Regions from separate parts of the Homo sapiens genome. Here all the other regions are linked to region 1. The links are chromatin contacts, found by Hi-C or POLR2A ChIA-PET in ENCODE. All regions are on one chromosome and are shown on one strand. Each heading gives the region's core, a stretch centred on a gene start or an enhancer-like site at or near the end of the contact. The rest is flanking DNA. Distances are from core to core; before and after follow the strand shown.

Region 1 (2,700 bases), core at 123-2,622:
CAATGCCTCCGGTATAAGGCCTTGAGATTTGTATAGAAAAGGGAAACAACTCATAAAGCACTTTTTATCTACTTACCTCAGTACTTTTTAGAAGGTAAATATAAATTGTGATGTTATATCTTTGTTTTTAAGATAGCATGTATAATAAGCACTATCAATTTAATAAGTTATTTTTATATTTATTTGTTTGTTTGTTTATTTATTTATTTTGAGACATTGTCCCACTTTTTCACCCAGGCTAGAATGCAGTGGCACAATCATGGCTCACTGTAGCCTCAACCTCCAGGCTCAAGCAATCCTCCTGCCTCAGCCTCCAGAGTAGCTGCAACTACAGGCACCCTCCACCACACCTGGCTAATTTCTGTATTTTTTGTAGAGATGGGGTTTTGCCATGTTTTCCAGGCAGGTCTTCAACCCTGAGATCAAGCACTCCCAAAATGCTGGGATTTTTATAGGCATGAGCCACCACACCCAGCTTTATTTACTTTTTAACTTTTGTGGAAGGCAATCAACACAGTTACTATCAGAAGATGAGTTCATGCACCTAAAAGGAGGGACAGCAAAGGCATTAAATGCAGCTTTCAGGGAAGTCCTTTGTAAATGCCCTGGAGTAGAAGTCGCGTACTTTAATGTGCATAAAAATTACATTGAGACCTTGTTAAATGCAGATTCTGATTCAGCAAGTCTGGAATGAGTAAGAGTCTGCATTTCTAACAAGTTCCTAGGATCCTACTGTTCTGAGCATGACACTTTGAAAAGCAATGCTTAGGCGGGGCGTGGTGGCTCACGCCTGTAATCCTAGCACTCTGGGAGACAGAGGCAGGCAGATCACGAGGTCAGGAGATGGAGACCATCCTGGCTAACATGGCGAAACCCCGTCTCTACTAAAAATACAAAAAAATAGCCGGGCGTGGTGGCGGGCGCCTGTAGTCCCAGCTACTCGGAAGGCTGAGACAGGAGAATGGGGTGAACCCGGGAGGCGGAGCTTGCAGTGAGCCGAGACCGTGCCACTGCACTCCAGCCTGGGCGACAGAGCAAGACTCCGTCTCAAAAAAAAAAAAAAAAAAAAAAAAGAAAAGAAAAGAAAAGCAATGCTTAGTCAACAGCAGGCATCTTCAGACCTGCTGCCCATTTTTGTAAAGTTTTATTGGAACACCTAGTCGTGTCCGTTTGTTTACATGTTCTCTGTGGCAAAGTTGAGTAGTTGCAACAAAGGCTATTTAGTCCACACATCTTAAATGTTTATTAACTGACCCTTTTGTAGAAAAAGTCTGAAGACCTCTGGTCTAGAGTGATTACTATCACAGAAATCTGCAATCAGAATGTGTTAAGTTTGCGTTTGGACTTTGCCACATTTGTCTTTGTGCCTTGTCAGTCAGCTTCTCTGAATCACAGTTTCCTGTCTGTGGGGAGAGGATAAGAATAGCACATGCTTTATAGAGCTGTTGAAGGATTAAGCAAAACAATACCAGTAAGGAGCTTAGCACACAAATATAAGTGTGCTTCAGATACTTGGGGACCGTGTATAAAGTTTATATCCCAGCCGGGTGCAGTGGTTTATGCCCATAATCTCAGCACTTTGGGAGGTTGAGGTGGGAGGATTACTTGAGCCCAGGAGTTCGAGGTCAGCCTGGGCAACAAGATTCTGTCTCTACAAAATATAAAAAATTAACTGGGTGTCGTTGTGTGCACCTGTAGTCCCAGCTACTCGAGAGGCTGAGGTTGGGGGATCGCTTGTGCCTGGGAGTTTAAGGGTGCAGTGGGCCATGATCGCACCACTCACTATGGCATGGGCATGGGTGACAGCAAGACACTGTCTCAATAAATAAGTAAATAATACAAAATGCAATAAAAGCTGCCTAGAATGCATTTTTTTTTAAAGTCTGCATTCCTAGGCTTCACTTGTGAAGATTCAATTCAGGAGGTCTGGGGTGGGGCCTGAGAATCTGTTTTTGAAACATGTTTTCCAGAAGTTTTTTTTTTGTTTTGTTTTTTTGAGACAGGGTCTCACTGTGTCACCCAGGCTCAAGTGCAGTGAAGTGATCTTGGCTCACTGCAACCTCTGCCTCCTGGGCTCAAGCGATCCTCCCACCTCAGCCTCCTGAGTAGCTGGGTCTACAGGTAGGAGCCACCATGCCTGGCTAATTTTTGTACTTTTTGTAGAGATGGGATTTTGCCATGTTAGCCAGGCTAGTCTTGAACTCCTGGCCTCAAGTGATCCACCCACCTTGGCCTCCCAAAGTGCTGGGATTACAGGTGTGAGCCACTGCACCCGGCCAGAAACATGCTTCCCAGAGGATTCAGATGCAAGTGATCCACAGGGCCAAGTATTGAGGGAAATGTTTAGCAACTTCTCTTGTTCACTTCATGTTCACGCCCCCATCCCATTCTGCTTCCTTCCTTCCACCCTCTCTTCACTATCTGTATCATCCTCAGGAAGGGCTGCTGGGCCTTGCTGCTCTGCATTTCTCTGGCTCCAGGTGCTCCACTCAACCAGCCCTATGCCTAAATTTGTTCTCCAGCTTGTCCGCAGGACTCCAGTTTTAGACTTTGATCCTAAATTAACAATACCTCTGAGTGGACATATTACTTACTTCATGCTCAGAACTGCTTTTGAATGATTAGGTTTTCTCTCCTTTGCAGATCTGTTATTGCCCTCCCTTGATCCCATTTTAAAACAGTGTTCTGCAAGTCAACCTG
Region 2 (2,500 bases), core at 1-2,500, 260 kb after region 1:
TTTTTTCTCTGTATTCCAGACTCCTGGCATTTAATCTATTGGGTGGGAATAAATGACGTAAATTGTACTCATATTTGCAAAAAGCCCAAAAAAGATGTTAAGGCTGTTAACAACAGACGTCTACGCTACAGTTGAAATGGGCTAGGTGAATTGAGACAGAATTCTATGAACATTTTATGAAGCTTTCCTTAAATTTCTAATTGAAAATTGCTACTGTTTGTGTTACTGTTGATTCATTTCATTTAAGTCTTGGTCTTGTAGATTCTATTGATACCCCATTCTTGGGGATGAAAAACAATGTTAAATGCGCACATTTGTTAGGAAAATGGGCTGGGTGGGAGACGGAAGGCTTTGGCCGCCATCCTAGGGCATTCCTGTGCATTGCGATGGTCAGCATTTCTGTATCTAAACATCGAAAAAGTACAATAAAAATACAGTATTATAATCTGGGACCACTATCATACACGCAGTCTTTCTTGACCAAAACATCCTTATGCCGTGCGTGGCTGTGCTGAGAAGGAGGAGCACTCGTCCTCTCCAAGCACATCCAATTTGCCTCAGTCCTCATGACTCCCGCCCTGTTACCAGAACTGAGCTCATTTGTTATTGAAGTTGCTTTTCTTATACCCAGCCCAGTTTTCCATTGATGCTTCCGCTTATTCTATGTAGGTATTTTCATTTATCACACAATATCCCTAGTCTAAGACTTCATTTGAGGAAAGAAAAAAAAAAAAACCTCTGCTGCTAAAAATAATTTGAAAACTCCTAGACAATAGGACCTTTCAAATCCCTTACAATTCTAACAACCAGTGAATTCATGCTTCACAGCCATTCAGATCTATACGTATGAAATACAAGACATATGTGTTCAACTTTCCTTCATCGCCTCCTTTAAACTTTCTTTTTTCTTTTTTGAGTCAGTCCCTGCAGGAACAGACCAAGTGAGCCCATTAAGAGAACAGTTCATTCCCACCTGCTACCTCGAGCCAGCCAACAATCTCAGCCTCACCACTCCATTCTTGATTATGTAGAACCATTCCAATCCTGAGTGACAGGATTTGCAAAGACAGCTGTTGGGCTCCACAAACATTTGGAGGAGGGGAAAATGTGAGGTTGGTTGCTACATTCTCCTACTTCTTTTTACTGAAAGGAACAGCTGCGATCTTCACATGTAAGATGAAGTAAACAAAAGCTGACAATGCCCAGCACCATTCAGCAGTAAGCATTCAAATGGATTTTTCCTCACCGCGTTTGCAGGCCCGGCACAGTCTCAGTTCCCCACAGCACAGAGAGGAAGCAAGGTCTTTGCATGCCCTGTTCACTTGGCCAAACATTGCCCTAGATGTGCAATTCAACCCATATAAAGCAAGCGTAATTCAAGAGCCCTGACTCTTTCACCATTTCATGATGGCTTATTACTCGCACACGGCATTGTCAGGTTCCAGCAACTCTGTGTGCAGCAGGCAGAAATGCAGTGTTTATCTCTGACAGGCAAACATTCTTAGGCTCATCGGCATGAGTATCCACGCTGAACTGGCTATCGGGGAAGTAGATCCCTGCATGGGAAAGTCAAGGTATGTTTAGAGGGACTCGATGATTCAACCCCATTGGCTGGTTCATTCCTTTTGTTTCCTCTGCCTTTTTATTTGCTTACACAGAAAACAGAGCATTCATTTATTTCTTTTCCCTCTCTCATCTCTATTAACCACTAGGGCCATCTGCCCATCTGAAACTGTCTTTGGCTGCATGGTTGTGAATCCAGGTGACAGTGAAAATGAAGAAGTGGTGATTGTCCCTGCATGTTTTCTCTGAAGGGTTAACTAAAAAAAAAAAAAAAAAAAGCCTTTGTGTCTGTTTCGAGTTCTCCAGTTGAAATACTGTACTCATTGAACTGCAAGAAATAAAACCTGCAAGTAGGCACTGTGCTAATGTAATAGAAATGTGTTAGACAGGGGCACTATTTCTTAAATATGCTTGAATTAAGCAAGTTCTTTTAAAAAGTGGGTGGGACTTTTGATGTTTTACATAGTTATATTTTCAATTTCTTGTGCTCAGTTTAAAACTCAAGATTCTTTGTTTCTGTGTGTGTCATTAGGGCAGGTGTTGGATGACAAGTAAATGCACTGAAAAATGAAAAAAAAAGATTTGTGCCCTAACCTCCATGAATTTGGTGACTTAATATATCCATACAGATCTGACTTTTAATCAAAGGTGCTCACAGGTGGGGTAAGGGATAAGGAGGAATTTGTCTACAGGATCCTTTTATCCTAAGTTGCCTTACAACATCCAATTGTGTTACCGTTTTTTTTTTTTTTTTTACAAACCCATTGCTAGGCTAAGAAGTATTGATTCCATCTAGTTAAACATGTCGAGTGAGAGGAAGTGATCAATGGATTACTTCTTCAAAACATTTATCCCCCCTAGTGGAATCCTCTGATTTTTATAACATTAAAGAGCCAGGTATAGGAGTTGGGAGAAGAATTTAAAATTTGAAATGTCT
Region 3 (2,700 bases), core at 154-2,653, 390 kb before region 1:
TTAAAAAACATAGTTGAACCATATCACCAAGTTCAATAAAATATAACCAAATTGTACACAGATCACATCTTTATTTATCCAACAGACACTTTCAAAACGTTATTTGTAAACATTTTCATACAAAAAAAGAGATGTAAATTTCTGACATTATTATTTATTTGTCCTTATTATTATTATTATTATTATTATTTTGATACAGAGTCTCACTCTGTCACCCAGGCTGGAGTGCAGTGGCGCGATCTCTGCTCACTGCAAGCTCCGCCTCCCAGGTTCATGCCATTCTCCTGCCTCAGCCTCCTGAGTAACTGGGATTACAGGTGCCCACCACCACACATGGCTAATTTTTTGTATTTTTAGTAGAGACGGGGTTTCACCCTGTTAGCCAGGATTGTCTTGATCTCCTGACCTTGTGATCTGCCTGCCTCAGCCTCCCAAAGTGCTGGGATTACAGGTGTGAGCCACCACACCAGGCCTGTCCTTATTAATTTTTATGATTGCTTGTGAATGAAAGCCCATCTTTTGGCTTTCCATTTTTGCATTTCTGAATGTTACCAAATTTCTCTATCCTCTGGATTTTCATGGTATTCTTTTTCATTGTTCTCTTTTGGAACTAATTACATTCCATCTTTATTTATTATCAGGGTCATTTTACCCTAAATCTTTGCCTTTAGGGCCATTAGCATAGGACTGCAAAGTAATATGGTAGTAAGTCATAGCTCCAAGTTTATCAAAACTATAACTGTCCACTGATGAAAACATTCCCCCATTGAGAATTAAGACCTGTACTTTGGCAGAACCTAAGTTCAAGGTAATGGAAAATGTAAATCTACAAGTGGGTTGGTCAGTAAGAATTATACTGAGAGGCTAATGATAATTTTCATTCATTGGTTCCAAAACTCATGTGTTCTAGCCCTTGAGTAAATACTTATTAGCCACAGGTTCAATGTGCACTTCACATTCTGCAAGACATTGTCCCTGAGCACGATTGGAGCATTTTCTAGGTCTGTCTCTTCAACCTCATATTCATTATTTATCAAGTGTGATGCATGCTGTCTCCAAAACTTTTCTCACACTTGACTCCACTAATACTGCTTTGTTTCAAGTCCTTTTCATCTCCTGCTTGACTTTTGCAATTGTTTTCTAACTGATCCTTTTGCTTTTTCTCTTTCATCCATTTTCAGTGGTGTCAGTAAGCATGATCCAAATGAAATGGACCTCCTGCCCTATTTCTAAACCTGCATTTGGAACTGCTTCCTATCCCTATTTACTTTTTACTGTATTACTCATTACTCCACCTACAGCTTCAGCTGACTCTTCGAACTTGACCACTGGCACCACCTTTTGCTTACTTTGGCTGCATTTTTCGAACTGTATTTTAAATCCTCCCTCTGGCAACACTGCCTTAAGCTATCTTGGTCCAGTCTACACCAGGACTAGGACAATGAGGTCTGGACTGGACTACTGTGGACAGTTCTCTTGCCAAATATGCCCTGGCCTGCCAAGAAAGACTTGGACTTTTCACCACTGAAATGGCTGTTTGTTATGCCATGGATGCTTTATATATGCAGTCTCTGTCTAAATGTCCTCCCTTGCTCCCTACTGGCAGGATTACCATTCAAGAATCTGCTAATGTATTGCCTTCTCTAATACATCTCCCCTAGGCACAATAAAAGTATTCATGCATTCTTATAATACTTGACACATAGCAGTCATAGTACCATTACTCTCAATGGCAAAACTGCAATTACTTTTGCACCACCTAATAAGATTTGTAAATGTTTATTACATGCTGGTCTGTGTTAATCACAGGTATTTCACTGGCATATGTGAATCAGTCAGCTCCCAAACTCTGGACTTCTTAAGGGGGGAAATCTATTCTCTTTTCCTTCAATGTCTTTCCTTCATTGTAGCCCAATTCAAGGCCATATAATTAGTGTTCATAAACACTGAACTAAATTAAATCAAATTGTTTGAGATATACTCAGTTTACCATCTTTTCTTAGACATAGTTAACAAAACAGTAATTTTTCCATATTATGCCACTTAACACATTCAAATTTCAAACTTAATTCTTGCCTGAGTCATTCTTCCAGATGACTGGGTTCAGTCATGCATAGCAATTCAATTTACCCTGATTTTAACCTCTTGTTACAATAATGGCTTCCAGGTCAACAGAAAGGACTTTAAAAGCTATTCCAGTAAGGATTGGTGAAGGTGAAGGGAGAGGAGAACAGGCAATAGCCCAATCATGTTTGGTACATGGCATGTTTGCTGTACTTTCTGTCGTGTGTGTGAGGAGCTCTGTTTAACTGACTTGAGGACTGAAGTACTGAACAAGCAAAGAATTGCTCAACTCCCTAGGTAGGTGGGTCTCAGTCAGTATTGAACAGGCAACCCTGTCATTTCAGTGTGATCTGTACTTGTTGGGAAATTGCTGTATGGTGTATGTACAACGTCTTTGCTGCTCACCAAGGTTGAAAACATTTAGTAGTCCACCCATGGGAAACTGAGAGTCTGTCTAGCCTCCAGCCATTGAAGCTTGAAACAAATTAAGTTCCCATCTCTCTCCTGGCTATTTGGGTTTGAACAATCTCTAAAGTGGTCTAGTAAACAGGCAGACAAGACTCCACTTGAGATGTAACCCTGTGTATAACCTAAAGCTAAGGAAAGTTTATGGAATCAACAGGCTGGGGCATGTTA
Region 4 (2,700 bases), core at 102-2,601, 330 kb before region 1:
ACAACTAAAGAAACAAATATTAATAAAATAGGAGAAAATGGGAAAAGAGGAAAGGTGAAACAAACATGACATTGATAGTTGATAACTACCAAAACCAAGGTCAGGACATGGGGAAATATATCATTCTGTTTATTTTGATATGTTCAAAATTTTCCATCATAAAAACTAAGTATTATCAAATTCTTAGTCATGTGTTGTATTAGGGTAATTAAAATACAAATTAGTAGTGAGTTTGAGGCCAGATTGCTCATCATCCTGGCCCAGTGCAAAAAGCAAATCTGATCATGTTCCCTCCCTTCTTAACAATGTTAACAAACTTTCCATTCTTCACCCTGAAGAATAGTGTGAATTCCTCAGAGTGGCTTTGGTATGAAGAAACTTCATACCATAGATATATGTGCAAAGCAGTGTGCAGAATTCTGTTAGTTATATTATTTATTTAGACTGAGACCATCTCTATGAAGGTTTTATAGATAAAAGTGTATATCAATGAAGGGACTCAAAACTAGATGGATAGTGACAGGGCCTACAGAAAGTTCAAATTTTGGATTCCTTCAGCTTTTTCCTACTTCGATTGTGATAGAAAGAGCTCTAAGATTCTGACTCCTGGAGTCCCCAACCTGTTATAATGTCCTCCCCTTGAATGTGGGCAGAGTAAGTGAATATGGTGGGATATCACTGACTACTAATCATGTGACTTTGAGTTCATCAAAAGGGGGGATGATCCTGGGTGGGCATGACCTAATCAGATGAGTGCTTTAAGGGAAGCGGAAATGGGATAGGGAAGCTCTTCTGTTGGCCTCAGAATGAAGCAAACTGGCATGTTCTGACAGGGCCTATGGAGGGGCTGTGTGGGTGACTTCTAGGACTTAGAGGGGTCTCCAGTTAACAGCTAGTTAGAAATAATTTTCCCAATTGCACAGCTTCAGATAACTGAATTCTGCCAATCACCATGTGAGCTTGAAAGAGGTCCCTGAGCCTCAAACGAGATTATAACCCCAGCCAACTCCATGATTTCAGCCCAATGAGACTATGAACAGAGGACCCAGTTAACCCATACCCAGACCCATAAAAGTCTTCAGATAATACCTACGTGTTTGTGATGATTAATACTGAGTGTCAACTAGATTGGACTGAAGGATGCAAAGTATTGATCCTGGGTGTGTCTATCAGGGTGTTGCCAAAGGAGATTAACATTTGAGTCAGTGGGCTGAGAAAGGCAGACCCGCCCTTAATCTGAGTGGACACCATCTAATCAGCCACCAGCCCAGCTGGAATATAAAGCAGGCAGAAAAACGTGAAAAGACTGGCCTAGCCTCCCAGCCTACATCTTTCTCCCATGCTGGATGCTTCCTGCCCTCAAACACTGGACTCCAGGTTCTTGTTTTGGGACTTGGACTGGCTCTCCTTGCTCCTCAGCTTACAGATGCCTATTGTAGGACCTTGTGATAGTGTGAGTTAATACTTAATAAACTCCCCTTTATCTATCTATCTCTCTCTCTCTCTCTCGTTAGTTCTGTCCCTCTAGAAAACCCTAACTAATACAGTGTTGTTTTGAGCTACCAAGTTTGTGATCACTCATTATGCAGCAGTCAAAAATGAATATGCCCCTTCTCTCCCTATTTCTCTCAATGTTCCAGTCACTCTGAACTTTTCTTAGTTTCCTAATTAAAACATTCCTTCCATAAATTTTGTTCTGCAAGAACTACTCACTTTGCCTGTAATGTCCTTATTATCTTTTCTGCCATTTGATTATTTTTTAACTTTTATTTTAGGTTCAGGAGTACATGTGCAGGTTTGTTATATAGGTAAACTTGTGTCACAGGAGTTTGTTTTGCAGATTATTTTCTCACCCAGATACTAAGCCTAGTATGCAATAGTTATTTTCTCTGCTCTTCTCCCACCTCTCACCCTCAACCCGCAAGTAGGCCTCAGTGTCTGTTGTTTCCTTCTTTGTACGTCCATGAGTTCTCATCATTTAGCTCCTACTTATAAGTGAAACATATGGTATTTGATTTTCTGTTCCTGCATTAGTTTGCTAAGGATAATGGCCTCCAGCTCCATTCATGTTCCTGCAAAAGACATGATCTCATTCGTTTTTATGGCTGCATAGTATTCAATGGTGTATATGTATCACATTTTCTTTATCCAATCTGTCACTGATGGGCATTTAGGCTGATCCCATGCCTTTGCTATTGTCAATAGTGCTGCAATGAACATTCACGTGCATGGGTCTTCAAGGCAGAATGATTTATATTCCTCTGGATATATAGCCAGTAATGGGATTACTGGGTCAAATGGTAGTTCTGTTTTTAGCTCTTTGAGGAATCACCATGCTAATTTTTTCAATGGTTGAAGTAATTTACACTCCCATTAACTGCCTGTTGAGTATTACCCATCCTTCAGAACCCAGATCAACTCTTCCTCTCCTGGAAGACTTGACCAATTGCCCCAGGCAAAGTTTATTCCTCCCTGCTCTAGATTTCCACCATACCCTGTTCTTTCTCTCCCTTCCTTCCTCTCTCTATTTCTCTTAATAGCATATAAATGAGTTGAAAGCAGAAACTCATAATATTCATGCTCAAGTCACTTTGAACTAGGATATAATTATGCTTACAACATAGTAGCCACTCAGTAAATAGCTACTGGGTTAATACACATACTGTTTTTCATTAGAATGCTTCTGGAATTTATTTAAGT
Region 5 (2,700 bases), core at 1-2,500, 340 kb after region 1:
CTGAGAATGAGGCCATCAGAGAAAGCCTTCCTCATTTCTCCCTTTTCTACCTCTTTATTTCTCTAGATCTTCACCCTCCCTTTTTGGGAGAGGAACACTTCCTCCCTCCTGCAACCTTCCTCCACCTATCTATACTCAAACATTAACTACTAATGTGATCAAAGAATCATTATTCCTTCATTCCATAAATAACTCCACACCAGCACTTGATCCCTGTCTTCCTTTCTCTTCTGTAACTTGTACCACAAATCATGCTTGTTTATTTAATTTCTCCCTCACTACCACCATCTATTTCTAAACCAACAGCCTACTCAAGTCTGCCTGCTTCCCAAGAGTCCTCACTCAATCCTGCTTATCTTTTTGGCCAACCTCCAACTCTCTGGAATTTGACCTCAGGACTTCTTGGAGATGATTGGATGGCTGTTTTTACCTTCTAGTGACCCACTCACTCCTCAGCCTTTATCATCTGACTTTCCAGCCTGCCTATGTGTTTTTTACCCTGTTGCAGCCCCTGCCACCACCCCAGAATGCTGTTCTGTTGCACTCCTACCCGCTATGGGACTGTGTACCTGCCAGGCCTCTAGATGCTGCATCCCTCTCCTTGACCCTCATCTGAAGCCCAACCCTATGCCAATCTATAGAATGAACCCCAATTCAGACAAAAGAGATGTCAAGGTAACCAACTCCACCCTCTGAGATCCACGACTAGCCAAGGCTTGCCATTGCTCCACGTTACATCTCTGTTGTGAGAGCCATCTTGATTCTCATGTGTGAGCCCAGATTTGGCTCTAAGACTGATCTCTTAGTTTCATTCCTGTTCAACCTATTTGTTGAGCATGTATTATGGGCCAGACTCTGGCACACAACTCCTACACATGATTACCCCTCCCGTTCACAACACGGCGATGCTGGAGAGCCCTACATAGTCAGCAGACCCATGCTACAGAGGGTTTGAGGAACTCTTCCAAGGACACACAGCCATTCCATGGTGGAACCAGAACTCAAACAGGCATTCTGATTTTAGAGCCTTTGCTCAATAAATAGTTATAACAGAAGAGAGAGTGGAGACGTGTGTGTGTGTGTGTGTGTGTGTGTGTGTGTGTGTGTGTGTAGGGGTAGAAGATAGTGGTGGGGGAGCTTTCTGAGACCCTGCTACTCATGCCAGATTTTCTGGTCCTGATTAGCTACTGCCTGGCTGCCAGAAGCTGTTATTATCACTCACTCCCGTGCTCCTGTCACTGGGCTTGTGGAAACTTGCCCTTCCTTCTGCTCTCGGTCTCTGATGCTGACAGCTATGCTGGAAAATCCCATGCTGGCCACTGCCACACTTACCAGAGGCATATTGTACGTGCTGGTCTGGACTTCCTGCCTGACCCCTACGTGTCCTGTGCCTGCCCCTTCACAGGAGGTCGGTCTACTTCCTGGCCAGGGCCTTTCCAGCCTGTCTCACCCCTGTGCAGGTAACAGAGCTCTTTTCTCTGCCACCACTTCCCCACGGAGTCTTTTCCATGGTTCTCCCTGACAGAATTCATGCTACATAGTCTTTGTTAACTCATGGCATGCACTTTCTTCCTGCTTCTTTCCTCAATTTATGTGAGATTAAGTTAATACCAACCTATCTTGTTAACCCCTTCTAATACGTAATCTTCTTTATTTTAAAATTTAAATGTTTGTTATATTGAATTCAGTAACTAGAACATTCTCCTCCAAAATAAGAATGGTACAAAAACCTCAAATAAGTAAGTCTGTTGGGGAAAACAAGTTCCCCCAAAGAATAAATCTACCAGGAGAGTAAAAACGATGATAATCAGAACAATGATCAATAATCACTATTGTCAAAGTGCCTGGCAATCACCAAACACCAGATTCATCGGCTCTTCACCGTCCTGTAGGATGACTTCTGTGACTTGCTAAAACCCACACAATAAGTATAATGGTGACAAGACTCAACTCCCAGGCTCTGACATTAAGTCCTATTGTCTTCCTAAAATGCTCCTTAAAGAGAGGATTTCTGTCTCACATGGTCATCTGGATCATTTGAAAACTTCAAGCAGAAAGTCCCAAGGTCACCATTAAATGTTTTCCAAGATTACACATCTTCAAACAGAAACCCAAAATAATGAAAACCAGGAACCAAGACTTCCAGCTTCTCTAATGAGAGTAAGTCTTAGTTCTTTTTCCTTACTCCACAAGAAAAATTATATCTCCCAAGGGGAGTTATGGGCTTTCCAAAAGAGGAGCAAAGGGATTTGAGCTTAGGAAATGAAACTTTGCTCAGCACTCTTCAGGAATGACGTTCTCCTTCCTCCCCTATAACAATGCAAGTGCACATTCATTTTCTTACATTTTAAATCACTGAACAAAAAGGCCTAGTTTTATTTATCCTGCTGCTGCCACTGTGGCAAAACTAAATGTGTGGTGCATAAACTGTTTATAAATCTTGTCTCCAACAAGAGAACTGAGTGTGCACTTTTTGAGGACCTTAGTTCATTCAGAATGATGAGAAAATTTGGGAGAAATTTTTCTCTTGATATAAGAGCTGTATAGGCCAAATGGACTTCCTTTTCTGGCCTAAATGCTGTGTTTATAAAAATGGTGTGCTGTAAATAGCAAAGTATAGAAGTGAGAAATTATGCCTCTGCTGAATAAACCACACTCCCGGCCGACTGACTCCCTGCTTCTTCAAAGTGAAGAAACATT

The links. Hi-C counts contacts between places; a loop is a spot of excess contacts on that map. ChIA-PET counts read pairs that join two places held with the same protein, here RNA polymerase II (POLR2A). Pooled maps may share reads with other maps.
Region 2: a map with no recorded cell type shows a loop between it and region 1 (5-fold over the local background). The contact joins the promoter of LINC02397 here to the enhancer-like site in region 1. A Hi-C loop is called at or near these places in 3 of 37 single-sample maps with no recorded cell type and 10 of 50 pooled maps. POLR2A ChIA-PET finds 5 or more read pairs at or near these places in 2 of 52 experiments (GM12878 and activated B cell).
Region 3: a map with no recorded cell type shows a loop between it and region 1 (2.0-fold over the local background). The contact joins two enhancer-like sites. A Hi-C loop is called at or near these places in 1 of 168 maps with a recorded cell type or tissue (naive thymus-derived CD4-positive, alpha-beta T cell), 2 of 37 single-sample maps with no recorded cell type and 7 of 50 pooled maps. POLR2A ChIA-PET finds 5 or more read pairs at or near these places in 2 of 52 experiments (endothelial cell of umbilical vein and naive thymus-derived CD4-positive, alpha-beta T cell).
Region 4: a loop to region 1 is called in a map of CD4-positive, alpha-beta memory T cell, with 8 times the contacts of the local background. The contact joins the promoter of LINC02404 here to the enhancer-like site in region 1. A Hi-C loop is called at or near these places in 2 of 168 maps with a recorded cell type or tissue (CD4-positive, alpha-beta memory T cell and naive thymus-derived CD4-positive, alpha-beta T cell) and 9 of 50 pooled maps. POLR2A ChIA-PET finds 5 or more read pairs at or near these places in 4 of 52 experiments (CD4-positive, alpha-beta T cell, CD4-positive, alpha-beta memory T cell, activated CD4-positive, alpha-beta T cell and 1 more).
Region 5: a pooled map shows a loop between it and region 1 (3-fold over the local background). The contact joins two enhancer-like sites. A Hi-C loop is called at or near these places in 1 of 168 maps with a recorded cell type or tissue (CD4-positive, alpha-beta T cell) and 8 of 50 pooled maps. POLR2A ChIA-PET finds 5 or more read pairs at or near these places in 4 of 52 experiments (CD4-positive, alpha-beta T cell, T-cell, activated naive CD4-positive, alpha-beta T cell and 1 more).

What each region holds. Positions count from the first base shown.
Region 1 is chr12:92,207,404-92,210,103 of GRCh38, forward strand. No RefSeq gene overlaps it. Among named protein-coding and RNA genes, the nearest start is that of BTG1-DT, 63 kb to the left of the region's middle. RefSeq lists an enhancer at 1,641-1,730. Within about 2 kb of position 1,373, at least 12 of the 41 ENCODE cell types and tissues checked have a DNase peak (open chromatin) inside an H3K27ac peak, as active enhancers do; they include CD4-positive, alpha-beta T cell and GM12878, where a contact is called at or near this core.
Region 2 is chr12:92,465,429-92,467,928 of GRCh38, forward strand. LINC02397 (long intergenic non-protein coding RNA 2397) reads left to right here and starts at 1,251. Exons shown (of 2, transcript NR_144532.1): 1 at 1,251-1,574. RefSeq lists a silencer at 885-1,179 and enhancers at 892-1,399, 1,156-1,305, 1,506-1,595, 2,376-2,435.
Region 3 is chr12:91,816,313-91,819,012 of GRCh38, forward strand. No RefSeq gene overlaps it. Among named protein-coding and RNA genes, the nearest start is that of LINC02404, 58 kb to the right of the region's middle. Within about 2 kb of position 1,404, at least 3 of the 41 ENCODE cell types and tissues checked have a DNase peak (open chromatin) inside an H3K27ac peak, as active enhancers do.
Region 4 is chr12:91,873,952-91,876,651 of GRCh38, forward strand. LINC02404 (long intergenic non-protein coding RNA 2404) reads left to right here and starts at 1,352. Exons shown (of 3, transcript XR_945201.2): 1 at 1,352-1,453.
Region 5 is chr12:92,552,266-92,554,965 of GRCh38, forward strand. No RefSeq gene overlaps it. Among named protein-coding and RNA genes, the nearest start is that of LINC02397, 87 kb to the left of the region's middle. RefSeq lists enhancers at 1-56, 1,186-1,375. Within about 2 kb of position 1,251, at least 19 of the 41 ENCODE cell types and tissues checked have a DNase peak (open chromatin) inside an H3K27ac peak, as active enhancers do.